Regions from separate parts of the Homo sapiens genome. Here region 1 is linked to region 2. Evidence: chromatin loops called from intact Hi-C (ENCODE). Cell type or tissue: chondrocyte. All regions are shown on one strand. Links, peaks and the distances in the headings refer to the core of each region. The heading gives the core; the rest is flanking DNA.

Region 1 (15,879 bases), core at 3,137-11,136, 290 kb before region 2:
AAGTGATCATAGCTCACTGCAGCCTCGAATTCCTGGGTTCAAGCGATCCTTCTGCTTCAGCCTCCTGAGTAGCTGGGACCACAGGTGTGCACCACCACACCCAGCTAACTTTTTTTTTTTTTTTTTTTTTGTGGAGACAGGGTCTTGCTCAGGCCGGTCTCACACTCCTGGCCTCAAGCAATCCTCTCACCTTGGCCTCCCAGATTGCTGGGATCACAGACGTGAGCTACCTTGAGTGGCCCAACGCACTATTATTATATCCTTTGTATAGATGAGGAAACTGAGGCACAGAGAGAGGAAGTAACTTGCCCAAGGACATCCAGCTAGCAAGTGACAGAGTTGGGACTCAGACCCAGGCTGTCTGGCTCTACATCTGTGCCTTCTCCCAGAGGGAGCTGTGGTCATTGTTCTTCAGGGTGCAGGGGTGCTTAGGAGCAGGCTAGGGACACTGGAGTGACATGTCTGGGATTAGAGGGAGAAGGGGCCAGGTGCGGTGGCTCACGCCTGTAATCCCAGCACTTTGGGAAGCCCAGGCGATGGATCACCTGAGGTCAAGAGTTCGAGATCAGCCTGGCCAACATGGTGAAACCCCATCTCTACTAAACATGCAAAAATTAGCCAGATATGGTGGCGCACACCTGTAATCCCAGCTACTTGGGAGGCTGAGGTGGGAGAATTGTTTGAACCCAAGAGGCGGAGGTTGCAAAAAGCCAAGATCACACCACTGCACTCCAGCCCAGGTGACAAGAGAGAAACTCCGTCTCAAAAAAAAGGGAAAAAAGGGAGAAGGGAGTGCAGGGAGGGTAGAGGGAGGCTGCACCCGGAAGCAGTGCTCAGGGGCTGGAGGCTGGTGGCAGCTTCTAAAGGAGGCAGCCCTGGCCTCTCTTGCCAGTGCACACACAGATACATACTCATGTGTGCCTGCGCCTGGGAAAGGCTCATCCCCCATAGTCTACCTCTCTCCATTTACAGATGAGAAATGAATGCCCAGAGTGGTTGCCTGGAAGACCGGGGTTGGGGGGATGGGGTTTTAGAAAGGGGCAAAAGGAAACTTTGGGGTAATGGATGTGTTCGTGGTCTCGACGGCAGGGATGTATACATATGTCAGAATCATCACACTGTACACTTCAAATATGTGTAGTTTTTTGAACACCAAATATACCTCAATAAAACTAGAAAAATGACATGAGATAAGGGGAAATAAAGAAATGAAGGCCACGGATGGAGAGTTAGTTCACTGTCACCCACATGACAAGTCAGGTCTTAGCCCAAGTGGTGGCTCACGCTGTAGTCCCAGCACTTTGGGAGGCTAAGGTGGAAGGATCGCTTGATCTCAGGAGTTCGAGACCAGCCTGGAAAACATAGCAAGACCCCATCTCTCCAAAAAATTTAAACATCAGCCAGATGTGGTGGCGCATGCTTGCAGTCCCAGCTACTCAGGAGGCTGAGGCAGGAGGATCCCTTGAGCCCAGGAGTTCGAGGCTGCAGTGAGCTATGATCATCCTACTGCCCTTCAGCCTGGGCAACAGAGCAAGACCCTGTCTCAATACAAATACAGTTTTTTTTTTGAGACGGAGTCTTGTTCTGTCGCCCAGGCTGGAATGCAGTGGCACGATCTCTGCTCACTGCAGCCTCCACCTCCAGGGTTCAAGAAGTTCTCCTACCTCAGCCTCCCAAGTAGCTGGGATTACAGGCGTGCATCACCATGCCCAACTAATTTTTGTATTTTTAGTAGAGACAGGGTTCCGCCACATTGACCAGTCTGGTCTCGAACTCCTGACCTCAAGTGATCCGCCCACTCAGCCTCCCAAAGTGCTGGGATTACAGTTGTGAGCCACCATGCCCAGCCTAAATACAATTTTTGAAAAAGTCAGGTTGGCCAGGCGCAGTGTTCATTAGTCGGGTGGTGAGGTCGTCTGCAGTGGGGGAGGCACTGCCAGGCTGTGCTGATGTGTGGCCATGTGTATGGTGGGATGGTGTGGCCACATCTATACCATCCTGCCAGTTTGGCCTGAGACCACGTGGCCAAGGTATGTGATGATGCAATCATGGCCCTCAGACCTCTTCCCCACCCCCTACCTTATGGACAGCCATACCACTTTCGATCGTAATATACAACTGATGTGATCACTGTGTCTACTGCCCTTCTCCCCCTGGGGTGTAAGCCCCATGGTGGCAGGGAATCCTAGGTGTTTGTTCCATGCTGTGTCCTCCAGGCTTTGGAGAGCCCTGGGGAACAGCAGGTGCTTCGTCAGTACTTGTGAATAAGCTGGGCACAGTGGCTCATGCTGGTAATCCTAGTGCTTTGGGAGGCTGAGGTGGAAGGATCACTTGAGGCCAGGAGTTCTAGACCAGCCTGGGCAACATAAAGAGATGCCAACTCTACAAAAAAAAAATTAAAAATTAGGCATGATAGGTGCAGCAAACTACCATGGCACACGTTTACCTATGTAACAAGCCTGCACATCCTGCACATGTACCCCAGAACTAAAAATTAAAATAAATAAATAAAAATTAGCCAGGTGTGGTGGCACATGCCTGTAATCCAATCTACTCAGGAGGCTGAGATGGGAGGATAGCTTAAGCCTGGGAGGTCGAGGCTGCAGTGAGCTGTGATTGCGCCACTGCACTCCAGCCTGGGTGACAGAGCAAGACCCTGTCTCAGAAATAAAAATAACAACAAGCCGGGTGCAGTAGCTCATGCCTGTAATCCCAGCACTTTGGGAGGGCCAGGCAGAGGGATCACTTGAATCCAGGATTTCGAGACCAGCCTGGGCCACATAGTGGGACCCCCCTCTCTACAATCCAAATAAAACCAACGCTTCTGAATGGGAGTACCCGTGTGAACTCGGTATCTGGCTGTGTCTGTGTGACATAAACAGGGGCCTTGCCTGACACTGTGTGTGGGTGGCAGCATGAGGCAGAGGGGCTGGTGCCACCAAGCGCAGGGTCTGGCAGTGACTGGTCTTCGGGGAGCTGACTCAGGCCTGGCCCCTGAGGCTTTGGGGAAGGCGACGCGACCAAGATGCTTGTCGCCCCCTTGTGGTTATCTTGGGCCTGGCATCCGGGCCCATCCTCAAGTTTTCTGGGTTCTGGGGAGGGCAGAGGGGCTGGAGGAGGGGACCCTTGCCTGATGTCACACTTCATGCTCACCACCCCTACCCAACAGGGAGAAGATGAGCGTGGGCTGCCCAGAGCCTGAGCCGCCCCGCTCCCTGACCTGCTGTGGGCCGGGGACTGCCCCTGGGCCTGGTGCCGGTGTGCCCCTTCTCACTGAAGACATGCAGGCCCTGACTCTCCGCACACTGGCCGCCAGCGACGTCACCAAGCACTACGAACTAGTCCGGGAGCTGGGCAAAGGCACCTATGGGAAGGTTGACCTGGTGGTCTACAAGGGCACAGGTGAACAAGTGCAGGGTGGCAGGGCTGAGAGGTTGGGGTGGGGCAGGGCTGGGAGGTCAGGGTTGGGGGACATGACCTTGCAGCTGGGCCGGGGCTCTCTGGTGCTCTGTGGAAGCCAGGAGGCAGGGTCAGGGGCCAGATGTAGAGGATGAGGCCTGAGGCAGCCCAGGGGGAAAGAGACTGGGCAGATGGGGCAAGGGAGGAATCCGGGGCAGAGTGGCCAGGGTACAGGATGGGCTGCTGTGGGGCCATCTGGGGTGACTTTGAGACAGCCAAGGGGCTGTGCCAGGAGTGTCTGGGGAGGGCAGGGCTGCCGGCTGTGTCTGAGTATCACCAGCGTCTCAGGGATGTCTGGCCCCAGGAAGGTGGATGGAGAGTGAGGGTGGTTCCTCAGGAACAGGGTGCCACACTTAATGGGTGGTGGAAGGACCTGTGAGGTCAATATTGCAATCACCATCTCTCAGGTGAGGACAGGGAGACCTAGGCCAATTCAGCCACATAGCCAATGCCCTGCAGCTACAGAGGCTGTGAACCAAAACGAGACCCCAGGAGTCATCTCCAGAGCCTTGTCGCTTAGTCACTGAGCTTGATACCTCCCCCACACTGTAGGTCACAGCCGTGCCACCCAGCCAGCCAGGGGCTGGGGCTGTGTGAGCTCCCACAGCTGCACGCGCTTGGGTCCAGGGGCTTTGTGCTAACTGAGGGCAGCAGGAGGAGCACCTAACATGGGGTCACCTGAGCTTTGTTACTTGCTTGCTGTGTGACCTTGAGCAAGTGACTTCACCTCTCTGTGCTTCAGAGTCCTTCTCTGTAAAATAGGGTAACATTAGTGCACAACCCATACAATCATAATGAAGTGTGAGTTGTGAATGTGCAGTGCTGAAGGCAGGGCCTGCGATGTGTAAATGCTCCGTGGACACACATGTGTGCTCCACCCAGCTATGTACCAGATGGGCACAGATGCTTGCCCAGGCACAGAGTTGTGGACACATGCCTTGCAGTGTCTCATTTCTTATTCATTCATCCATTTAGCAAGACAGGAAGCTTAGGGAGACCCGTTCTAGATGGGGTAGGCTGACAAGATAAATAAGCATATGGCGGGCAGGACAAAATGAGAGAGGTGGAGGGCATCACAGGCCCCCTCGCCCCCTCCTCTTGGAGAGCTGCAGAGTGGGTGTAGAAGGCTCAGGTTGACCCTGCCTGCATGGCCTTGGGCAAGTCCTTTCCTCTCTCTGGGTCTGTTCCCATCCGTGAGATGAGGACAGTCATGCCTGCTGGGGACCCTGTTGCACCAGGGTCCAGAGACAGGCATGGGTGCATCCAGTGCGGAGGCACTGGGAGAGGGGGCTTCAACCCTGTTGCTGTTGCTCCCATCAGGCACAAAAATGGCACTGAAGTTTGTGAACAAGAGCAAAACCAAGCTGAAGAACTTCCTACGGGAGGTGAGCATCACCAACAGCCTCTCCTCCAGCCCCTTCATCATCAAGGTCTTTGACGTGGTCTTTGAGACAGAGGACTGCTACGTCTTTGCCCAGGAGTACGCACCTGCTGGGGACCTGTTTGACATCATCCCTCCCCAGGTACTCGGGATGGTGGCATAGGGTGGGGAAAGGGTCTTCAGGGTCCCAGAGTGTGAGAGTGGGAGTGGAGTCAGACCATTTAATTAACAAGTATTTACTGGGTGCCTGCTGTATGTCAGTTACCATTTGGGGAGGTGGGGATGTGCAGTAAGGAAGACAAAAGTCCCTGTTCTAGTGGGAAACTGACACTCCACAGCGGGCCAGATAATAACAGATGGAGATGAGTGCCTAAAAGGAGACAGTGAGAATGATGGGATGAAGTCACTGGGCCCTCCCCTGGGGCTACACAAGAGGAGAGGTGTCAGATCCACCTGGGAAGGGGCCCTCAGAGGAAGCGACCCTGGAACCGGGACGGTGGGGGAGGGTTCCAGGCACTAGCTTTAAATCTGCTCTGCCACTTGCTGGCTGAGTGATGAGACCTTCGGAGCAGGTCCTCCTTCTTTGCTGAGCACCTACTACATGCCAGAATCTGGAGACACAGATGCACGGACACAGCAGGGAACAGGACGGGAAGCTCAGGGAGCCCCGTTCTAGTTGGGGAAGACCGACGAGATAAGTATCTAGCAGGCAGGGCAAAATGACAGCAGGTGGAGGGCGCCGCGGACCCCCTCATCAACCTCCTGGAGAGCCGCGTGTCCCTCCTGGAGCCCCGATGTCCCCATAGGAGAAGCAGGCATGGTAGCCACTATGAGGATTGGATGAGACAGCGGGGGAAAGGGCGCTCAGCAGCATCCGGGCCGCGTCTGCGCGGTCGCCCCAGTTACTGGGGACAGGGTGGGAGGCGAAAACCGCCTTGCTAGAGAGGGAGCTGGAGGGGAGGGCGGCGGGGCGGGCGCTGGAGAGCTGGAAACAGCGCGGCTTCCCCCGGCCGCCCGCAGGTGGGGCTCCCTGAGGACACGGTGAAGCGCTGTGTGCAGCAGCTGGGCCTGGCGCTGGACTTCATGCACGGGCGGCAGCTGGTGCACCGCGACATCAAGCCCGAGAACGTGCTGCTGTTCGACCGCGAGTGCCGCCGCGTAAAGCTGGCCGACTTCGGCATGACGCGCCGCGTGGGCTGCCGCGTCAAGCGCGTGAGCGGCACCATCCCTTACACGGCGCCTGAGGTGTGCCAGGCGGGCCGCGCCGACGGGCTGGCGGTGGACACGGGCGTGGACGTGTGGGCCTTCGGCGTGCTCATCTTCTGCGTGCTCACCGGCAACTTCCCGTGGGAGGCGGCGTCGGGCGCCGACGCCTTCTTCGAGGAGTTCGTGCGCTGGCAGCGGGGCCGCCTGCCGGGGCTGCCTTCGCAGTGGCGCCGCTTCACCGAGCCCGCGCTGCGCATGTTCCAGCGCTTACTGGCCCTGGAGCCCGAGCGCCGCGGCCCAGCCAAGGAGGTGTTCCGCTTCCTCAAGCACGAGCTCACGTCCGAGCTGCGCCGCCGGCCCTCGCACCGCGCGCGCAAGCCCCCCGGGGACCGCCCGCCCGCCGCCGGGCCACTGCGCCTCGAGGCGCCTGGGCCGCTCAAGCGGACGGTGCTGACCGAGAGCGGCAGCGGCTCCCGGCCCGCGCCCCCCGCCGTCGGGTCGGTGCCCTTGCCCGTGCCGGTGCCGGTGCCAGTGCCCGTGCCGGTGCCTGTGCCCGAGCCCGGCCTAGCTCCCCAGGGGCCCCCCGGCCGGACCGACGGCCGCGCGGACAAGAGCAAAGGGCAGGTGGTGCTGGCCACGGCCATCGAGATCTGCGTCTGAGTCGCCTCCGCCGCCCTCGGACCCGGGAGCAGCCCGGGCCCGCCCCGAGCCGGTGCCCGGTGCGGCGGTAGGGAATGGAGCCACCTCGCCGCGGGGCAGGGGGCGCAGCGGTAGACTAGGCAGGACGCGGCCCGGCACCTGGTCCGTCCCCGGCGGGCTGGTGAGGGGGCCACCAAAGACCCCTAGCGCGGCCTGGTGAGCGGGGGCTTGGCCCAGAGGAGCCAAGCCGCACAGACCCGAGAATTCGGAGGCCACCACACAACACACACACACACACACACACACACACACACACACACACACACACACACACACACGCCAGGAGCAAGGGAGCTTTCGGGCCACACTCCCAGACGCCTCCCTGAGCCCTGGAACCCGGACTCGTTGCTCCTGGCCTTCCATACCCCCTGGCAGATCATCCTGCGGTCCCACCCCAGATCCCCTCCTCCTCGCCATCCCATTCTGCCCCCTCCCCACCCTGGGTACAGAAAGGGACTGAAGTGTTGGGCAGAGAGGGGGCTTAAGGCCCCTGGGCACAGGCTGGGATCAGGGCAGTGAGCGAAGGGCAGCTGTGTCCTGCCCTCCCTTCTGGAGGCTGGAGGGGAGAGGCCAAGCCCTTGGAAAATGTAGCAAATGTCTGGATGTCGCATAAGTGCGTGTATGTGCGGGACAGGCCCCGAGAAGCTAGTGACTCCTGCACACCCCCATTGCACAAATGAAATCACAGCCCAGGAGGGAGGGTAGCTTGGCACTGGCTGAGAAATAGAGCTCTCTCCCCGCCCCTCCCCCTAACCACAAGGGATTGTCCTGACAACTTGTGGGGATAGAAGGGCTCACAGGGCAGGGGTCTCAGCTGCCCCCATCCTTAGGGCAGGGGAGTTAGTGTGGAGCCGAGAGCAGGTCCCAGCTCCCCCTGCCAGCCGCACTGTCCCAGGCCCAGGGACCTCTGCCGGGTCCTCCCAGCCCTTGCCACACAGCCTAGACGTAGTAGCCTGGGCTTCCAGCAGGTGGCGAGCTGGTTCGTGCTGGAAATTTCTCCTGGGTTTCTTGGGGTCAAACATGCCAACCTCCAAGACCCCATCCTCACGTCTCCCACTTTTCTGGCGCTGGAGTGTGCAGGGCGTAGGACCTGCATGTGTGGGTGTGAGAATGGGGGCGGTGGACACCAGGGGGCGAGTGTGTGACTAGGTGTGTGTGCACATGTGTAGGGTGCAGACGCATGGGTGCCATCCTTTGCGTTCAGTGACTGTGCGTCCAGACCCCTCACCAGCGGCCCCCCCACCACACCCTGGTCCTCCCAGGCAGCTGTCCCAGGGCGCCCAGGCCTGCCTTGCACCACAGCCCTCAGGAAATCCGGCAAGGAGGCCCCTGCAGGTTGGTTCAGGCCCCCAGGTAGCAAAACAGAGACAACAGCAGCCCCGCCTGACCCCCTGCCCCTCTCTGTGGAGGCCCGGGACCCCCGCAATAAGCACCACATGGGTGAGGCTGTCCCTGTCAGGGTCCCCTGCCAGGGTCCCTCCTGGGGTTCTGGGCCATTTGAGGGGCTCTTTGATGGGCCAGGCCGGCCAGAGTGAACTCCGAGCACTTTCTGGCTGGTGCCCCAACCTCTCCACTCCCCACTCATTCCCACCTTGAAAAAGGGCTATAGGTCCCCTGCCCTGCCCGGGTCCAGTTTACAAACAGTGTGGGGTGGCCCCAGGGCCTGGCCCCACTCTCCCTGCTGTGCCCACTCCTCTCCAGACTCCACCTCCCCAGTGGGTATGGGCCCTCCACATGCCAGGTAAGTAGCAAACCCCCACTCCCTCCAAGGACCAGGTCTCAGAGAAGGCCCTGGTCACTGCCCCCGGCCCACCTGGAGCCCATCGGGGCTGCCTCTCCCAGCCGCGACTTCTCCTTTTGCCTTAGGCCTCGCGACATCCTGATCTCTCCTGCAATAACTAGGAATCGAGATTCCACAGTAGACGTCCCTTGCCGTGCTCGCTCTCTCTCTCGCGCGCGCTCTCTCTCTCCCTCTCTCTCTCTCTCTCTCTCTCTCTCTCTCTCTCTCTCTCTCTCTCTCCTCTCTTTCTCTCTCTCCCTCTCTCTGTTAAGATCCTGTTCGGGAGTTTCCCCAGCCGTTGTAGTATCTAGTATGTTAGAGTTGGGAGGGGACCATAGTTATGTAGCCCAGCCCCCTCATTCCCAGAGGCACCCAGAGGGCCAGCCTCCAGCCTGACCCCAGAGCAGAACCGGAACACCAGGTTGGGGCCCTGGTGCTGCCACCTCCTCTGCTGGTCGGGCTGGGACCCTTTGCCCCTTAGGAGAGGTGTTGGTCACAGATGTTTACCTCAGTTTATGTCACTGTCGAAGAAACAAAAAATAATAGCAAAAAATAACACTGTAGACATGAAGACTTAGAAGACAAAAAAAAAAAAATCACACAAAAAATCTCCCTTGTTGCGATTCTTCTGTGAAGGTACAGTGTGTATGTGTGTATGTGTGTATGTGTGTGCGTGTCTCTGTCCCAGACCCTGTGTCCCCCACACTGCCCCCTGTCCTTCGGTGCTTCCCAGAGACCCCTCTGAGCTGGCCTGTGGGGCACGGGAAGCCCCCTGGATGGGAGGCGGGGCCACAGGTCGGCTAGAGGGTCTCCACCAGGCCCACTGAACAGAACCCCACGGCTGCCAGAATGTTCCCTGAGCCCACACTGTGGCCAGTGGGACAGTCCTGGTGGCTGACATCAGCGTCCATGCTTGGCTCAGGGCCTGGGGCGGGGTCCTGGGTAGAGTCCTAGCCCCAGAGCCCCAGCCCCTCATGTCTTGCCGCCCTTCCTCCATGTGTTTGTAAATACTCTGGCATCCTTTGGCCCTGAGAAGGTTTTTAAATGTGTTATTTACTTCTCTAAACATGACGATTGCTATAAAAATAAACAAAAGTTTAGAAAAATGACCACTGGGTGGCTGTCTTTTCTCAAGTTTGGGGTGGAGAGGGCGGTGGGGGTGGGGGCACACAGGTACTCTAGAAACTGAAAACTTGGGCTGGGCGGAGCGGCTCACATCTATAATCCCAGCACTTTGGGAGGCCGAGGCGGGCGGATCACCTGAGGTCAGGAGTTCAAGACTAGCCTGGCCAACATGGTGAAACCCCCATCTCTACTAAAAATATAAAATTAGCTGGGCGCGATGGCGCACGCCTGTACTCCCAGCTACTTGGGAGGCTGAGGCAGAAGAATCGCTTGAACCCGGTAGGTGGAGGTTGTAGTGAGCTGAGATCGCGCCATTGTACTCCAGCCTGGACAACAAGAGCAAAGTTCCATCTCAAAAAAAAAAAGAAAACTTGACCTTGACATAGGCTCTAGGCCTCCTGTGACCTCTCAGAACTTGAGCATGAGGGGAACAGGACCCAGATTCTGGGACAAGGGGTAGGCAGTTGTCCCTTGCCTGGAGTTCAGCTTGTAGCCCTTCAGCCTGGCCAGAAAAGAAGCAAAAGCCCAGAGGCAGACCAGTTCACCACTCAGCACCTTTTTACTGAGCACCTTTTGTGTACCAGGATTCCTCCTAGGGGCTGGGGACACAGCACTGAGCAGGACAGACAGGGCCCCTGCCCTTAGGCAGCTGGTGATCTAATGATGAAGGCAGACATTGCCCAAACAGCAGGCTGAGCTCAGTGAGAGCATGGAACTGGGAGACCCATCGAGTTTGGAGGAGCCCACAGACGCTCCCTGACGATGGGGCCAGAGCAGGGGACAGGAGAAAGCTGAAAGGGCCGGTTGTGGGTGTAGACTCCAGCAACAGTCAAGGCGGATGTTCTGAAGGAGGGGGAGCTTCAGTGGACTGTAGGGAGTTTCATGATTCAACACTCATTCAAACAAATATTTGCTAATTACCTACTCATGTCAACAGAGCAGTTCTGTTGGCTCTGCCTTCAAATACAGGCACATCCCAAGGCAGCAACTGCCCATTGCCTGCATTGCTGCCCCTGGACATGGCCTCCCTCCCTGGCCTAAGGCAGGAGCCTCTTCTGAGCCTCTGCAGGTTCTTCTTTTTTTTTTTTTTTCCCAAGAGTTGGGGTCTCGCTCTGTTGGCCAGGCTGGAGTACAATGACATAATCATAGCTTACTTGCAGCCTCGATCTCCTGGGCTCAAACAGTCCTCCCACCTCAGCTTCCCAAGTAGCTAGGACTACAGGCACATGCCATTGCTCTGGGCTATTTTATTTTTATTGTTACTTTTTGTAGAGACAGGGTCTCACTATGTTGCCCAGGCTGATCTCCAACTCCTGGACTCAAGTGATCCTCCTGCTTTGGCCTCCCAAAGTGCTAGAACTACAGGTATGAGCCACTATGCCCGGCCAGACAGATCCTTTTGATAAGATCTGTCACTATGTTCAGAACCCTACAATGGCTTCCTATTCCACCCAAAAATCAAAGCTGAAGTCCTTAGAGTGGTCTCCAAGGTCCCACGAGCTCTGAGAGGTCACAAGAGGCCTAGAGCCTATGTCAAGGTCAAGTTTCAAGCCCAGCACATTCCAGCCTCATCCCTACCATCCCCTGTACTGCCTGCCAAGCATGTGCTCACCTGGAAGCCTTAAACTTTGCCTTGTACTCTCCCAGGGATCCCTCCCGCCCTTCCTTCAGGGTCAGAGCAAACTTCCTGAGCCGTCTAGGTGGAGAGAAGCCCTCCTTAGCCTGCTTCACTGCACACTGAGCACTCGTCACCACCTGCAGGACCATGTATTTGTTTGTTACCCATCTCTCCCCCCTAGAATGGAAGTTCCATAAGAGCAGAGGCAGTGTTTGGCAAACTGCTACTTCCCTCCAGCCCCCACGCCTGGGACAGGGCCTGGTACGGTGATGGGAACTCCGTAACAACTTGTCAGACTAATGAATGCATGCCTGCTACTATTTTCGGGGCCAAGGAAACAGCAATAAACAAGACACACAATCCCTATCACATACCCTGAGACATACTCTTTTTTTCCTTTTTTCTTTTTCTTTCTTTTCTTTTTTTCTTTTTTTTTTTTTTTTTTGAGATGGAGTCTTGCTCTGTTGCCCAGGATAGAGTACAGTGGCGCAATCTTGGCTTACTGCAACCTCCAACCTCCTCCACCTCCCAGGTTCAAGCAATTCTCCTGCCTCAACCTCCTGAGTAGCTGGGATTACAGGCACATGCCACAATGCCCGGCTAATTTTTTTGTATTTTTAGTAAAGATGAGGTTTCACCATGTTGGCCAGGCTGGTCTTGAACTCCTGACCTCAAGTGATCCACCCGCCTCAGCCTCCCAAAGTGCTGGGATTACAGGCTTGAACCACCGTGCCCAGTCTTTTTTTTTTTTGAGATGGAGTCTCACTCTGTCACCCGGGCTGGAGTGCAGTGGTGCGATCTCGGCTCACTGCAACCTCCGCCTCCGGGTTCAAACCATTCTCCTGCCTCAGCCTCCCGAGTAGCTGGGATTACAGGCACCTCTACTAAACCCTATCTCTACTAAAAATACAAAAATTAGCCAGGCATGGTGGCATGAGCCTGTAGTCCCAGATACTCAGGAGGCTGAGACAGAAGAATTGCTTGAACCCAAGGAGGCAGAGGTTGCGGTGAGCCAAGATCGTGCCATTGCACTCCGGCCTAGGCTACAAGAGCGAAACTCCATCTCAGAAAAAAAGAAAGAAAAAGAAAGAAATACAGTGTGCAATAAATGTAACGTGCTTGAATCATCCTGAAACCATCCCTCCATCCCCATCTTCGCTTCACCCCACCCCACCCCACCCCTGGTCCGTGAAAAAATGGTCTTCCACAAAACCAGTCCCTGGTGCCAAAAAGCATGGTGACTGCTGTTCTAAAGAGCAAAACAGACATTCTATAAGTTACATAATTATATATGAAATGATGGGGTGGGGGCAGAAAGAAAAAGAGAGGGAGGGCAAAAAGAACAGCAAAAAGCCCTACCGGGGCAGAAAGGACTGCTACCCAACTATTTGATTTGGTATATGTTAAAGAAAAGCTCTGTCATTTCAAAATGTCTGCCGCTTCTCTGCCATGATAAGGGTGTCATCCACTTTAATGGATTGTTAGGGGATAGAGGAGAAATCTACAAAGCAAAAGAGCATCACTGGTTCCCCAGCTTGGTGGACAAACATCACCTCTTCAGATCCCCCACTTAGCCACAGAGTGGCGGGACTTGCCACTAGGGGGCCCAGGCTTTCGGCAGCCATGGCTTCTGTCTCCGCCATTCACTCATGTCACTGCTGAATTCACTTGGGCAATATCAGGCATCCTCCAGGCTACAAAGCTTTTGCCCTGCCGTGCCCATGGCTTGACTGGAAGGGCTTCTAATCTCACCCACACGCTGCAAGAGAACTAGCCCTGTCCCTGTAGCCCCTTCTATCCTTTAATTTAGCCTTGGTCGCCTCCCCTGATCATGGCACATTCCTTCTTGAGGGTGCTGGTACCCTGTCCATAGTCTTCCATCCAGACTAATCAGTCTATCAAAAAGGTTCCAATAACATTAAACTTCCGGCCAGGTGCGGTGGCTCATGCCTGTCATCCCAGCACTTCAGGAGGCCGAGGCGGGCAGATCACTTGAGGTCAGGAGTTCAAGAGCAGCCTGGCCAACATGGTGAAATCTCATCTCTAATAAAAATACAAAATTAGCCCAGCATGGTGGTGCATGCCTGTAATCCCAGCTACTCCGGAGGCTGGGACAAGAGAATCCCTTGAACCTGGGAGGCAGAGATCGTGGTGAGCTGAGATTGCACCATTGCACTCCAGCCTGGGCAACAAGAGTGAAACTCCGTCTCAAAAATAAAAAATAAAAAATAAAAAAAAACATTAAACTTCAAGTCCGGGTGCAGTGGCTCACACCCATAATCCCAGCACTTCAGGAAGCTGAGGGGGGTAGATCACTTGAGGTCAGGAGTTTGAGACCAGCCTGGCCAACATGGTGAAACCCCATCTCTACTAAAACTACAAAATTAGCAGGGCATAGTGGCAGGCACCTGTAATCCCAGCTACTGGGGAGGCTGAAGCAGGAGAATCACTTGAACCCAGGAGGTGGAGGTTGCAGTGAGCCGAGATCACACCATTGCATTCCAGCCTGGGTGATAGAGCAAAGCTCCATCTCAAAAAATTAAAATAAATAAAATAAAATAATATAATAAAATAAATTAAACTTCAGAAGGAAAGAGAGTTGTAGCCTTGATTCCTTTTTTCCCAAGACACTCCTTGAGGCCTATGCAAATTTTCCCAACTCCTCAGCAGTCACAGCTAAGCGGGCCAAAGCAAGGGCTAGTGGAAGGAGTGATCGCAGACCCCATGACACCCTTCACACAGAGCCATAGATGACTACTCAACTTACGGTCACGTCACCATGCGAGAGTCACCAAACAGCATCTCTCTCTCTGAAATGTCAACATCTATACACCCATCTAGTGTCTGGTTTAGGGTGGAAATGTGGGTGTAAGAAAAGTAATTTAGAGGTAATTACTGGCAGCTGAGGGGAGGAGACTGTTCCTCACCCAGCCTTGGGTTAGTGGAGATTTGGTGCAATGGACAAAAACAGAGGTTTTGATTTGGAGGCGAAGAAAGGGGACAATGGCTCCAGAGGCCAAGAGCAGAGAAGGACAGCCAGGAAGTGGGCTGAGCATGGTGGACTCAGGAGATGGGGAGCCCCATCTTGGGATGCCTCAGAGACATTGTGGAGGGGGCCTGGTTTTCCTTTTTGAACATTTTTTATTGTTAATTTATTAATTTATTTATTTTTTATTTTTATTATTATTTTTTGAGATGGAGTCTCACTCTGTCATCCAGGCTGGAGTGCAGTGGCATGATCTTGGCTCACTGCAACCTCCAACTCCCACATTCAAGCAATTCTTCTGCCTCAGCCTCCCGAGTATCTGGGACTACAGGTGCACGTCACCACACCCAGCTAATTTTTGTATTTTTAGTAGAGACGGGGTTTCACCATATTGGCCAGGCCGGTCTTGAACTCCTGACCTCGTGATCCACCTGCCTCGGCCTCTCAAAGTGCTGGGATTACAGGCATGAACCACCGCACCTGGCCCTTTGTTTTTTTTTCTTTGAGACAGAGTTTCACTCTTGTTGCCCAGGTTGGAGTGCAATGGCGCAATCTCAGCTCACCGCAACCTCCACCTCTTGGGTTCAAGCGATTCTCCTGCCTCAGCCTCTTGAGTAGCTGGAATTACAGGCATGTGCCACCATGCCCGGCTAATTTTATATTTTTGTAGTAGAGACGGGTTTCTCCATGTTTGTCAGGCTGGTCTCGAACTCCTGACCTCAGGTGATCTGCCCGCCTCAGCCTCCCAAAGTGCTTGGATTACAGGGGTGAGCCACCATGCCTGGCCTACAAACTGTTCTATCAGCAAGGTCTTTATGACCTGTATCTTGTGCCAACCTCCTGTCTCATCCTGTGACTTAGAATGCCTTAACCTCCTGGGAATGCAGCCAAGCAGGTCTTAGCCTTATTTTACCCAGCCCCTATTCAAGATAGAGTCGCTCAGGTTCAAATGCCTCTGACACTCCTGCCTCAGCCTTTCAGACAGCTGGGACTACAGGCACACACCACCAGGCCTGGCTAATGTCTTCATTTCTATTTTGTAGGGACAGGGTCTTGCTATGTTGCCCAGACTAGTCTCAAACTCCTGGCCTCAAGCCATCCTCCCACTACAGCCTTGTAGAGTGCTGGGATTACAGGCATGAGCCACCACGCCAAGCCTTGATTTTTCTTAGTATGTGGGCTCAAGTCATTCAATGTTGATGTTAAAGGAAAATGGGGCCGGGCACCGTGGCTCACACCTGTAATCCTAGCACTTTGGGAGGCCCAGGGGGGCGGATCACCTGAGGTCAGGAATTCAAGACCAGCCTGGCCAACATGTCAAAACCCCATCTCTGCTAAAAATACAAAAATTAGCTGAACACGTTGGCTCATGCCTGTCATCCCAGCACTTTGGGAGGCCGAGCTGGGTGGATCACTTGAGGTCAGGGGTTTGAGACCAGCCTGGCTAACATGTACTAAAACTACAAACATTAGCCGGGCACAGTGGTGGCTGCCTGTAATCCCAGCTACTCAGGAGGCTGAGACAGGAAAATCGCTTGAACCCGGGAGGCGGAGGTTGTAGTGAGCCAAGATCGCGCCACTGCACTCCAGCCTGGGCGACAATATAATAACAATTATTTTTTTTT
Region 2 (13,496 bases), core at 596-8,595:
TTTAAAGTCCAAGGTCAAGCTGTGCACGAGACAGGTAAACAACCATCTGAGTAAAGGTGAATCTCCCAAGACTTCCAAGAAATGCGTGAGTTCAGAGGCAAGCGGACAGGTGGGAGTGTGGGGGAAGCTGAGGCATGGGAATTCCAGGCAGAGGAGAGGCTTCTCATATGCTAGGGCCATGGACCCCTCCTCCCTCCTCTGTGCCCATGAGGAATCCCCGTGACTGGCAGGTCCTCAGGCTACTAGCTCCACCCCTGCCCTCAGCAACCCTCAGGAGGTTCCCTTGACTAAGACTTTGTATTGCACTCTAGTAACAACCTGTCGGACCCACACGGGGTGACACAGAAAAGAGGCGAGAATGTGAGATTAATAGAGTGGTAGCAAGTGAATACAAAATCCCAGGCAGCAGTTTCACATGAGGAGAAGAAGGAAACTTGAAATAGCTGCATGCGCTAAGGGCCAATAAGTCCCTGAAAAATAGGATGAGGACCAAGCTGGCTACGACCAACCAGACACAACATGGCGCTGTATTTGATGTAGGTTTCACCTAGGATCTCATTGTATGATCAGTAACATATGAAACCGTACACCCACCAGTGCCAAGACGGCTCCAGGAACACCTGTATTTGGGTGTAAATTGTGGCACCACGGTCTTGAGAAATCTTTACCTTTTCCTGGACTCTTCATGAATATACCCCTCTTTAGTTGAAGAAGCCCATAAAGGTCAGCCCCACACCTTGTAGGGCATGAGACACTCTCTTGAGGACCCCCACGTTCCTCTTCTTCAGTGAGTCCCTTTACTCTGCAGGAAATCTGCCTACATTCATGACTTTTGCACTTGTCCTTAAATTGTTTCTGGCTAAGGTGCCAAGAGCCTGGAGAAGGCCTGGCACGGTGGCTCACTCCTGTAATCCCAGCACTTTGGGAGGCCGAGGCAGGCAGACCACCTGAAGTCGGGAGTTTGAGACCAGCCTGACCAACATGGAGAAACCTTGTCTCTACTAAAAATAGAAAATTAGTCAAGCCTGGTGGCACACGCCTGTAATCCCAGCTACTTGGGAGGCTGAGGCAGGAGAATCGCTTGAACCCGGGAGGCGGAGGTTGCGGTGAGCCAAGATCACGCCATTGCACTCCAGCCTGGGCAACAAGAGTGAAACTCGGTCTCAAAAAAACAAAACAAAACAAAAAAAAGCGTGGAAACGGGCTGAGGTCGATGTCCCACCGGTCTTTGATGACCTCCCCTAGGCCACCAGTATCTGGAGGGGATTAGGGACACTGAGCTCCAGCAGGGCTATCCAGTGTGCCTGCAGAAACAAGGTTGGTCACAGGCAGCCCAGGACAGGGAGTGGGGTAGGGAGGCTGGGGCCAAAGCCCACTCACGTCTTCTAATTCCGAGTCTTCCACTATTTCCCCCGTGCTCATCCATCACAGCCAGATCAGGTCACCCAAAGCAGTGACGCCTCACAGCTACCAAGGCATGGGGCCAGAGAGAGAGACAGAGTCAGGCATCACAAGCCCCCTCCAGGCTCAGCCCTGAATACCAAGATCAGGACACGGCTGCCCCGGCCTGGATTGCACAACTGGGCACCCTCTTCCCAAAGCTGGACCAGGCTGGGGCCGGGGGACTGCACTCAGCTAGGGCATTGGCCCTCTAGGGGCAGAAGCTGCCCTGGTTCTTCCGGAAGGAACTCCTCTCACAGGCAGATCACGTGGGCTCTTAGCCAACAGCCAGGGTTGGGGCAACACAAGGGCCCCGCTTCATCCTGTCCCAGGCAGCAGGCAGGTAAGAGACAAGGAGGGAGAGGCAGCTGGCAGCAACCCCTCTATGCAGCAGGCACTGTTCCGGGCATTACACAGCTCCATCCCGTGAGGCAGAGGTGACTGTTATTTGCATCTTACAGATGAGGAAATGGAGGTGGGGGTTTAAAATCCTTGCCCCTGGGACTAAGCTGGTGCAGGTCCTGGGAGCATCAGCAGTGATTGATTGAGTCACAGCCTCACCACTGCAGCCAGACCTGAACTTCCTCACAGCTCAGCAACACCCAGCAGGTCACTGAATGTCCCCAGGGCAAGTCCTCTACTCACTCACTATTAGCGGGTGCTCAGTAGAAGGCACCCGTTTTCCATTATTTTATTAACTATTTCTTGGCTATCGTCTCTGTGCAGGACTTTGTTCTACAGCAGTGACAAGAGCTGCCCTCGGGCAATGTAGTGCAAAGGTTGGGGTGGGAGAGACTAACGAGAGTCATAAAGCACCTAGCCGGTGAGATAGTAAGTATTCAGGTAAAGAAGCAGACGGGGAAGTACACAAGAGGTGCAATTTTATTTTATATTTTTAGAGACAGTTTCTTGCTCTTTTGCCCAGGCTATAGTGCAGTGGAGCGATCAGAGCTCACTGCAGCCTCCAACTCCTGGGACCAAGCGATCCTCCCACCTCAGCCTCCCCCCGTAGCTGGGACTACAGGCATATGCCACCATGCCCGGCTTCTCAGAGCTGCAATTTTAAATCGGGAGATAGAGAAGACCTCCCTGTGGAGGTGGCAGGTTATCAAGATAGGTGTAGAGAAGAACCTTCCAGTCAAAGGGAAAAGGCAGGTCCTGCTGTGCTCAGGAATGGCCAGAAATACTATCATCCCCATCTTAGAGACGGGGACAGGGCCGCAAAAGTGTCAGGGCGTTTCCTGGCTCCTCAACAAACAGCTGGATCCGAAGTGGTCTGGGGGATGAGCCGCCCTGCCTGGGGCGGACCTCCCCTGGAGCTCAAGGGCTCGCAGGGCGCACAGGCCTCTTGGGCCCCGGGTCCGGCTCAGGCTCGGGCTTGGTGCCAGCAAAGGGACCTGCGCGGTGCCCTGGGGCCGGGGAGGCCCGAAGGCCATCGCCCGTGCGGCGCGGCGCATAGAGGTCCCGGCGGAGGTCGGGGTGCAGCGGGAGTAGGAGGCGCGCCTATGGAGGGGGTTCCAGGCCCACTCCAACAGCGGCAGGATACGGAGGAGTTAGGGCGGCTCCAGGCAGGGGGGCGGACCCCAAGCCCTTGCCCGCCTGCCGCCGCCTGGTCTCCTTCCTTACCCGAAGGGTTGCCACGGCGGGCGGGAAGCCGTGCACGACGAGCACTTTCTCCCTGGGGAGGAGAACGGGGGTGTCCCTGTGAGCCCTGCCGCGCCCAACCGCGGGTCCCCTCCAATTCCACCCGAGAGCGGGGTCCTCACTGCCGGCTTCAGCCTAGCCCCAGGCCCTGCCCCTAAATGAAGTCACGCCCCCTGCACCTGCCCACCTCAGGCCGCGCCTCCAGCCCAGGTACCCACCTGTCCCCCCTCTTCTCTCTCCTGCGCTCCATCCGACCCCAGCATGCCCACCAAGACCCCTACGCTGGCCCGCATCCTGGATCATCACCTCCGCCCCAGCCAGCTCCTCCCCGGAGTTCCACCGCCAAGATTCCCAGGGCACTGTCTCCCCGTCATGCTCCTCCTCTGTGACAGTCCCGTCCCCACCCTGGACTCCCCACCCATGTCACAGGCATGCCCTTCCCTCTCATCAGGCTTGTGCCCAGCGGGGTCCGCCTCCTCCAGGAAGCCTTCCTCCTGGCACAGAGACCCTTCCGGTCTCACCAGGAGTGCAATGGCCCGATTTGGCTCACTGCAACCTCTGCCGCTGCCCCCTGCCCCATCTTTCAAGCAATTCTCCCGCCTCAGCCTTTTGAGTAGCTGTAATTACAGGCACGTGCCACCATGCCCGACTAATTTTTGTATTTCTATTACAGACGGGGTTTCACCATGTTGGTCAGGCTGGTCTCGAACTCCTGACCTCAAGTGATCCAACCGCTTTGGCCTCCCAATGTGTTGGGTTTACAGGCTTGAGCCACCGCGCCAGGCCTGGGCCCTGCCTTTTGTGTGGCCCCCATTGTGCTGCTGGACCTGACAAGCAGGGCTGACAGTGAACCCCATATAAACGTGGCCCTGATGACGGGGGTTCAGGCCGTAGAGCAGGTAGATGCTGAAGAAGCGCCCCGGCCTAGCCGCGACTCCCGTGGAACTCTTTGAATTTTAGGAAATTCTCCTTAAACACACTTCTGGTTCAGCACCGACATCAAGAAGAGAGCCTCTCCACCACCTGCAAACTCACTTTGTCCCTCCCTGGTTCTTCCCGCTGGGCGCCCACTATGCTGCGGTCTCGCCCATCTGTAGCTGAGCCCAGCAGCCCCTGTAGGACACCTGGCCGAACGGGTCACAGTCCTGCTGGGCTCACTCGGGAGATGGAGGCTCCCAGGGGCTCCTCCAACAGCCCCAGGGCTGCTCTCTGGTCACTGCACCTGCCTGGGCTGCCACTCTGCTTCTCATCTGCACAGCAGGAGAAAAACTCCACAGAGCGTGCTGTGGGCGGGGCCGGCTGTGCAGGGAGCACCGGGTCCTTGCCCTGCCCCTGTCCTCCACACTCCCCTACAGGGACTGTGCCCCTGGCTGCATCCTGCATTTTCCTCCTTTTGTCCACAGGTATGAGGTAGATGACATTGATGAAGAAGGCAAAGCGTGAGTGTCCAGGCCAGGGCAGGGCATGGAGCCTGGGGGCAGCCTACCAGCTGGGAAGGAGCATCCCCACCCGGCCACAGGTTGACACAAGCCCCTCTACCACCAGGAGACACACCGTGAGCTTGCGCCGGATCATCCCGCTGACCCGGTGGAAGGCCAACCCCGAGACAGACCCCGAGGCCTTGTTAGTCAAGGAGAAAACCATGTTCTCAGGATGCTGTGACCTTGGTGACAGCACGGCCAACACAGGAAGCCTGGGCAACACAGGCAGTTGGGCCCGGGTGACCACTACCACCAATATGCAGAGACTGGTAGTGGCCCCGAACGTCGGGCTGCGCTGTTATTTATTGGATACAAGGCTGAAGGGTCAGGGTAAAGAATGTGAGTCACCTCCAATGATAGGTAAGGTCACGTGGGTCACGTGTCCACTGGACAGGGGGCCCTTCCCTGCCTGGCAGCCGAGGCAGAGAGGGAGAGGAGACAAAGAGAAAGACAGCTTATGCCATTATTTCTGCATATCAGGGACTATTAGTATTTTCACTAATTTACCACTGCTATCTAGAAGGCAGAGTCAGGTGTACAGGATGAAACATGAAGGTGGACTAGGAGTGTGACCACTGAAGCACAGCATCACAGGGAGACGCTGGACCACGATCCGCCTGGTAACGGGCATCTTCCCAGATGCTGGTGTCACCGCTAGACCAAGGAGCCCTCTGGTGGCCCTGTCCAGGCATAACAGAAGGCTCGCACTCCTGTCTTCCGGTCACACCTCACTATGTCCCTTCAGCTCCTATCTGTGTATGGCCTGGTTTTTCCTAGGCTATGATTATTGAGCGAGGGTTATTATAATATTGGAAGAAAAAGTAATTGCTACAAACTAATGATTAATGATATTCATATATAATCATATCTAAGATCTATATCTGGTATAACTATTCTTGTTTTATATTTTATTATACTGGAACAGATCGTGTCCTCTGTCTCTTGCCTCGGTGCCTGGGTGGCTTGCCGCCCACAATTCTCCTGACTCAGCCTCTTGAGTAGCTGGGATTACAGGCGTGCGCCACCATGCCTGGCTAATTTTTTGTATTTTTAGTAGAGACTGGGTTTCACCATTTTGGTCTGGCTGGTCTCGAACTCCTGACCTCAAGTGATCTGCTCACCTCGGCCTCTCAAAGTGGTGAGATTACAGGTGTGAGCCACCATGCCAGGCCAGTTTTATTTTTTTAAATACAGACAGGGTCTTGCTATGTTGCCCAAGCTGGTCTCGAACTCCTAACCTCAAGGGATCCTCTCGCCTCACCCTCCCAAAGTGTTAGGATTACAGGCATGAGCCACCACACCCGACGTACTTCATTATTTCTTATGTGAACTTGGCTACAATAACCCCCCACTCTGGTTTCCTCTGCTGCAATTACCTAACCGTGAAGTGCAAGATCCTCAGCTCCGGGTGTTCAACAGTCTCCAGGATCCAAACTCATTCCAAGTTGCTCAACAAATACTCTGTGAACACCAAACTGCCTGTGGTTTCTCCCCTCTGGGCATACCGTGGTGCTTTACACATTGTCAACTCTACTCAGCTCTTCTGCCCCTGGAATGACCTGTCCCCCAGTATGTGCCTAACTCCAGATCTTTTTTTTTATTTTTTATTTTTTATTTTGAGACAGGGTCTCGCTGTGTTACCCAGGCTGGAGTGCAGTGGTACAATCATAGCTTACTGCAGTCTTGACCTCCTGGGCTCAGGAGATCCTCCCACCTCAGCCTCCTGAGTAGCTGGGACTACAGGTGTGAGCCACCATGACCAGCTCATTTTTGTATTTGTGGAGATGAGGTTTCATCGTCATATTGCCCAGGCTGGTCTCAAATTCCTGAGCTCAAGCAATCTACCCACCTTGGCCTCCCAAAGTGCTAGCATTACAGGCATGAGCCACTGGTGCCTGGCCCCAGCAAGACTTCCTTGATCCCCACTCCCACACCTCCTCGCTGTGCTGAGTACCCATGGGCTCTGAGAGCATTTCTCATCGAACTCTAGTTAATGACTTGTCTATTTATCTATCTATCCCACTAGACTCTAAGTCCCTTTAGGACAGAATCTCTGTTTTATATGGTTTTTTGGGTATCTTCCACTAACACCTAGGACAGCACCTGGAAGACAGTTTCTTTTCTTTTCTTTTTTTTTTTCTTTTTGTGACGGAGTCTCCCTCTGTTGCCAGGCTGGAGTGCAGTGGCACGATCTCAGCTCACTGCAACCTCCGCCTCCCGGGTTCCAGCAATTGTCCTGCCTCAGTCTCCTGAGTAGCTGGGATTACAGGCACCCGCCACCATGCCTGGCTAATTTTTGTATTTTTAGTAGTGACGGGGTTTCACCAAGTTGGCCAGGATGGTCTCAATCTCTTGACCTAGTGATCCGCCTGCCAAAGTGCTGGGATTACAGGTGTGAGTTGTCGTGCCCGGCCGACAATTTCTTATCACAAGAAATCTTCCCAAAAAATCTCCAAATGGGCTGGGCTTTAGACTGCTGGTATACCCTCTTTCTTTTCCTGAGGGTAGATGAGACTCACTCATTGTAACCACTGTTTTTTAAAACAGTATGCAAATATTCCTGCGGTTTTGTTCATTTACAAATCCCTGCCTGAAGCTTCTTTCTTTCCCAATTCTACTTCCTGCTCTTTTTTTTTTTTTTTGAACCAGGGCCTCACTCTGTCACTCAGGCTGGTGTGCAGCGGTGCAATCACAGCTTATTGCAGCCTTGACCTCCCAGGCTTGCAATCCTCCCATCTCAGCTTCCTGAGCAGCTGGGACAACAGACGCTTGCCACTATGCCCAGCTAATTTATTTTATTTTTGTAGAGATGGGGTCTCACTGTGTTGCGCAGGCTGGTCTGAAACTGCTGAGCTCTACCGATCCTCTTGCCTCAGCCTCCCAAAATGCTGGGATTACAAGTGTGAGCCGGCTACTTCCCGCTCTTTTTTTTTTTTTTTTTTTTTTTTGAGACAGAGTCTCGCTCTGTCGCCCAGGCTGGAGTGCAGTGGCGTGATATCGGCTTAGTGCAACCTCCGCCTTCCGGGTTCAAGTGATTCTCCTGCCTCAGCCTCCCAAGTAGCTGGAACTACAGGCTCGTACCACCATGCCCTGCTAATTTTTTTATTTTTAGTGGAGACAGGGTTTCACCATGTTAGCCAGGATGGTCTCGATCTCCCGACCTTGTGATCCACCCGCCTCCACCTCCCAAAGTGTTGGGATTACAGGCGTGAGCCACCGTGCCCGGCCTAAATTTTGCACTGGACTGGACTATATATATTTGTGCCGAGCAAACAGTAAAACCGCTGATTTGTTTTGAACCTTGGAGTAACCCTTGGAAACCTTCTCCTTCACTATCAATACCTTTGTGATGTTAAAGTTCTTTTCACCAGGACTCCGCAGAATGCTCACCTGAAAACATTGGCTCTGAATGTGGGAATGATTCCATTAAGCCACTCACAGTCTACCATCCTTATTTTGCAAATAGAATCCCAAATTTACAAAATAAATTGTCCCTTTGGCTGCAAAATTTACAAAATAAATTCTGATCATTAATAAGAGTTAATATAATAAAGTCAGAAATCATTGAGAACATGGACTAAAATTCAGAGATATTATTTCATTTCTTTTTTTCTTTTTGAGATGGAGTCTTGCTCTGTTGCCCAGGCTGGAGTGCAGTGGTGAGATCTTGGCTCACTGCAACCTGTCTTCAGATTCAAGTGATTCTCCTGCCTCAGCCTACTGAGTAGCTGGGATTACAGACATACACCACCGTGCCCAGCTAATTTTTGTATTTTTAGTAGAGACAGGGTTTCACCATATTGGCCAGGCTGGTTTCAAACTCCTGACATCAAGTGATCTGCCTGCCTCAGCCTCCCAGGTGTTGGGATTAGAGGCGTGAGCCACCGTGCCCGGCCCAGAGAAAGTATTTCTTTCCAATTCATGAGAAGTATAGACACTCTTAAAGCCTCTCCTCATACATCTATCAAAATAACTTTAAGATTTCTCTGTCAAAATATTGGACCCTTCTGCCAACCAAACTGGAGCTCTAATTTAGGAATAGTTTAATAAAAATGTACTTAATGTTGAGGTGGGAGAATAACTGGAGCACAGGAGTTTGAGGCCAGCCTGTGCTACATAGTGAGACTCTGTCTCTATCAAAAAATTTAAAAATAATTAGCTGGGTGTGGTGGCACATGCCTGTAGTCTCAGCTACTCAGAAGGATGAGGTGGGAGGATCGCTTGAGCTCAGGAGGTCCAGGCTGCAGTGAGCCATGACCATGCCACTGCATTCCAGCCTGGGTGACAGAATGAGACCCTGTCTCAAAAAAAATTTTATTAAAAAATATATATATACATATATATATATAGACACACACACACACACAAAGAATCCTGATATGATTATACAAATGTATCAAATCATCACATGTATTCTGAAAATACATACATATATGTGTCAATTAAAACATTTTAAATCTTTATAAATATGTACACAGAAAGTATATATTTTTGTGGATCTATGTACATATATATACATATACACATATATACACAAAAAGTTACTGATTGTATATGTATATATATTGTATTGTATATTGTGTGTGTGTGTGTGTGTATATACACACACAAAAAGATACTGATAACATTTTCAAACGCCTGTCTTACCATATAGGTGTTCCAGAATTTCTGTTTCAGGTCCAAAAATATGTCATCCTTTCCCTGGAGAATGCTCATACCTATTTGCAAAAACACCAAAAGAATTTTAAAAGATTCAGTAGAGTACTGTATAACAGTTCATGTTTAAGTTTACCATTCCAAAATGCAAAGTAACCATCACTATCATCCATCAATATGACCCTCTGATCCTACAGTGAAAAGAGAACATAGACAGGTGCCGTGGCTCAAGCCTGTAATCCCAGCACTTTGGGAGGCCGAGGCAGGCAGATTGCTTGAGTCCAGGAGTTAAGAGACCAGCCTGGGCAACAGGGCAAAACCTCATCTCTATAAAAAATACAAAAATTAGCCAGGTGTGGTGGTGTGTCTGTAGTCATAGTTACTCAGGAGGCTGAGGTGGGAGGATTGCTTGAGCCTGGGAGGTGGAGGCTACAGTGAGCTGTGATCATGCCACTGCACTCCAGTCTGGACAACATAGCAAGACCCTGTCTCAAAAAAAAAAAAAAAAAAAAGAACATAGTCTCCACTCTAAAACTAGAAAATTTTAAAGGAATGATAAATATGATGTGAGAATAGCAGAATATAAAAGTTATAGCAGAACAATTATTTTTTCAAAAACTATAACAATTCACAAAAACAATCCAGTTACAATAGTGGGTCTATTGGTTACTTTTCTCTACCTTCCAAACATTTTGTGAAAAGTTGAACATTTGGACATTTTGAAATTTTAATTTCTATCTTTTAAAAAAAGCTAGTGGGCTGGGCACGGTGGCTCATGCCTGTAATCCCAGCACTTTGGGAAGTTGAGGCGAGCGGATCACCTGAGGTCAGGAGTTCGAGACCAGCCTGACCAACACGGAGAAACCCCGTCTCTACTAAAAATACAAAATTAGCTGGGTGTGGTGGCGCATGCCTGTAATCCCAGCTTCTCGAGAAGCTGAGGCAGAAGGATCACTTGAACCCAGAAAGTGGAGGTTGCAGTGAGCTGAGATCGGGCCAATGCACATTCCAGCCAGGATGATAAAGCGAGACTCTGTCTCCCAAAAAAAAAAAGAAAAGAAAAAGAGAACAATTTCACTAATTTCACTAGTTGTTTCCTCATTTGTAACATGAGAGTAATAAGAACAATCTCAGGTGCGAGGGCTCACGTCTGTGATCCCAGCACTTTGGGAGGCCATGATGGGCAGATTACTTGAGTTCAGGAGTTCGAGACGACCCTGGCAAACATGGTGAAACTTTGTCTCCATTAAAAATGCAAAAATTAGCCGGGCATGGTGGTGTGCATCTGTAATGCCAGCTACTTGGTAGGCTGAGGCAGGAGGATCGCTTGAACCTGAAGATGGAGGTTTCAATGAGCTGAGATCAGGCCACTGCACACTCCAGGCTGGGCAATAAAACAAGACTCTGTCTCAAAAAAAAAAAAAAAAAAAAAAAAAAGAAGAAGAAGAAGAAGAAGAAAAGAAAAAGAGAACAATCTCACTAGTTTTTTGAGGATTAAATAGCATTCTGGTCCCCTACCCCTTCACCGCTGTACAAGACTTCTTTAACAGTTGCTAGGAAGCTGTTTGCAAATCTAGTCTGCAAATCACACGCCGGGACCAGGCACAGACCTTCTGATAAAACAGGAGGCCCTAGCTCCCCGGCTGTCTGTTCTCCTGACCCACTGACCCCGTCAGGCTTAAGACCCATAGAGATTTTCTCCCCAGTTACCCACCCCATCCCCTTCAAGGCTATAGAAATTGCAATGATGATAGAGGCCACAGGGACCCTCCTGTGAGCAGATGGAGGATCTCCAAAGATTACAAGAATTTAACCAACTTGAGTGATCAGCCTGTTTTACAGCCTCCTGACCTCAACCTGTTCTTCCCCAGCCCTGGGTGGAATGAGGTCACCCTGTTTGTTTAAATCAGCTCCTAAATGACCCCAGGTTACTTACAGATGAACCCAAGTTAACTCTCCTCATTACCATGCTAAAGTCTTCACCCCGGGAGAAGCTATAGCTTCATGACTATAACCTATGCAACCTATGCGCTAGCATCATGACTCACTGGGACCCCTACTCTACATGCAATCATGCACCCTCTCCTTTCTCCATCACCCCATAAAACCCTCCTGTCTCTTTCTCTGGGGGACACACTACTTGGGAGAATATGCCCAGTGTCTTCCTTTCTTGTGCCAAGTAAAACTCCCATTGATCAAAACCCGCCTCTTGGTGGAGTCATTTGTGACTCGTTAAGGGAATGAACCCCGGTATTTTTCAGGTAACATTTCCATTGTTCTTATTGTACGCAGTAGAGAAGGTTTCCACAGTCAAGCCCCTGTCCCCCACACCCCAGGCCCGGGTCGGATTTTCTAAGGAGAGGGTTCCCTGAACCCTCACAGGTATATAGTCCTCTATGGCAAGGATCCAAGGTCCCTTGATGTTTTCCGTGAGACCCCAGGGGAAAATCTTGTTACCAAAGCAGGACTAGGCCCCTGGGCATGAATTTGCTGAAGATCCAGGCCCAACCTCAGATTCCACCTGCTCTGCCCCCCAGGGTCACGGGTCCCCTTGCATTTTGTTCCTGTGTTGGCCCCGGGGCCCCAGGCGTGGATTTTCTGAACAGCAGGTCGGTTCCTTCCCTGTCCCACGATTGGTTCACGGTCATTGCAGCTGCTATGGCCTTGAACTGGGATCTCCTTTATTTTCCCGTGGGCCTTTTTCAGGGGGCAAAGACCTCCGCAGCCCTGCCTACCTCCAGCCTTGGCCTACACCCAACCCCAGAGTCTGAGCCCCGACCCTAGTCCTCTAAATTCCTGACCTGCTGTACCTCTGGCTCCCCAATTTCTCGGCTCCCCAGCCAGTGCCTCCTGCAACTTCTCGCAATCAAACACCCCAGCCTCCAGCCTTTGCCCTGGCCCTTCAGGCCTCTGAAGCAGCTCCGGTCTCAGAGCCCCGGCTCCTGCCCGGGTCCCCAGGCTCCTGCAGCGCCCTCCCTCCAGCCGCTTGATCCCCAAGTCCCTGCCTCCAGTCCCCCAATACTGGTCCCACCCCCCAGGTTCCCCCCCCGGCCCCTCACCGGCGTAGAAGGCCGAGACCGCGATGGGCGCACCGACCACCTGGTCGCACAGCAACTTGGCCAGCATGGCGCGCGGCGCTCGGCCCGGGAGCGCGCGCTCCAGCAGGCCCAGCCACACGTAGTTGAAGTTGGCGTGGAAGGTCACCACCAACGTGGCCACGCGCCGCGTCTGGCGCCAGTCGGCCTAGCGGCCCTGCAGCCGTTGCTGCAGCACGTCCCCGGCGGAGACGAGCGAGCTACGGCACGCTCGTAGAGCGTAGAGCTACGTTGCTCGAGCAACGTAGAGCAGCACGTTGGTGGGCCACGGGTGGCGCCGGGCCGTGCGCGACAACGCCGGCCACCAGCCCGCCATGTCCGCGCTGTGGGCGCCCGCGATCAGGAGCCCGCGTGGTCGGAGGCTTCCTGCACCGCCTCCGGGCCTCGCCAGCCTCCAGCAGCTACTGCGCTGCAGCAGCCGGCACCTGCACCTGCCTCCTCCAGGAGCTCCTGAGCGGTTGGGCGCCCCGCGCACACCCAGCTCGTGCCGTCCAATCCGGAGGCCACGGGCCGTCGTGGGGGCTGAACGTTTGAAAGGTGCCCGGCCCACCCCCATGCATGGGTCCGTTGACACAAAATACCCAGAATAGGCAAAGCCACAGAGGCAGAAGGCATGGGGTTATTTATTTATTTATTTATTTTATTTTTATTAATTAATTAGATATTTTTGAGACGGAGTCTCGCTCTGTCGCCCAGGCTGGAGTGCAGTGGGGCGATCTGGGCTCACTGCAACCTCCGCCTCCCGGGTTCAAGCGATTCTCCTGCCTCAGCCTCCCGAGCAGCTGGGACTACACGCGTGCGCCATCACGCCCGACTAATTTTTGTATTTTTAGTGGAGACGGGGTTTCAATATGTTGGCCAGGCTGGTCTCGAGTGATCTGCCCGCCGCGGCCTCCCATATGGGGTTATTTTTTGGAGTGATGAAAACATTTTGAAATTAGATAGGTGTGATGGTTCCATGACTTTGTGAATATATTAAAAACCATTGAATTGTACACTTGAAAAAAGGAGGTGCATTTGGCCGGGTGCGGTGGCACATGCCTGTAATCCCAGCACTTTGAGAGAATTAGACAGGAGGATCCTTTGAGGGCAGGAGTTCCAGATTAGCCTGGACAAAATAGGAAGACCCCATCTCTACGAAAAAAAAAAGAAAAAGAAAAAGAAAAAAGTATTGTAATTA

What was found. Hi-C counts contacts between places; a loop is a spot of excess contacts. Peaks named below come from ENCODE experiments on the same cell type or tissue, not always from the same donor. Only the 100,000 strongest peaks of a DNase experiment are listed, where the experiment ranks them.
Region 1: it touches region 2 in a loop (9-fold over the local background); 3 of 110 quality-filtered maps call a loop at or near these places.

Annotation. Positions count from the first base shown.
Region 1 is chr16:28,314,216-28,330,094 of GRCh38, forward strand. It overlaps SBK1 (SH3 domain binding kinase 1), which reads left to right. Exons shown (of 4, transcript NM_001024401.3): 2 at 3,170-3,402; 3 at 4,780-4,982; 4 at 5,861-9,634. The coding sequence starts at 3,177. The coding sequence ends at 6,706. Among named protein-coding and RNA genes, the nearest start is that of SBK1, 30 kb to the left of the region's middle. In chondrocyte, for the core only: CTCF peaks have their summits at 3,300, 7,724 (motif pointing right) and 7,953; DNase peaks (open chromatin) are centred at 3,456, 4,057, 5,886, 6,736 and 1 weaker place.
Region 2 is chr16:28,610,851-28,624,346 of GRCh38, forward strand. LOC107984835 (a long non-coding RNA gene) reads left to right here. Exons shown (of 2, transcript XR_007065036.1): 1 at 1-1,783; 2 at 4,488-8,136. It overlaps LOC124903674 (a long non-coding RNA gene), which reads right to left and starts at 3,681. Exons shown (of 2, transcript XR_007065047.1): 1 at 3,354-3,681; 2 at 1-3,118. It also overlaps a transcript of SULT1A1 not described here. RefSeq lists enhancers at 1,579-2,079, 2,327-2,877, 2,878-3,427, 4,416-4,990, 12,333-12,462 and silencers at 12,553-12,602, 12,653-12,822. In chondrocyte, for the core only: a CTCF peak has its summit at 5,254 (motif pointing left); no DNase peak of the experiment used is centred there.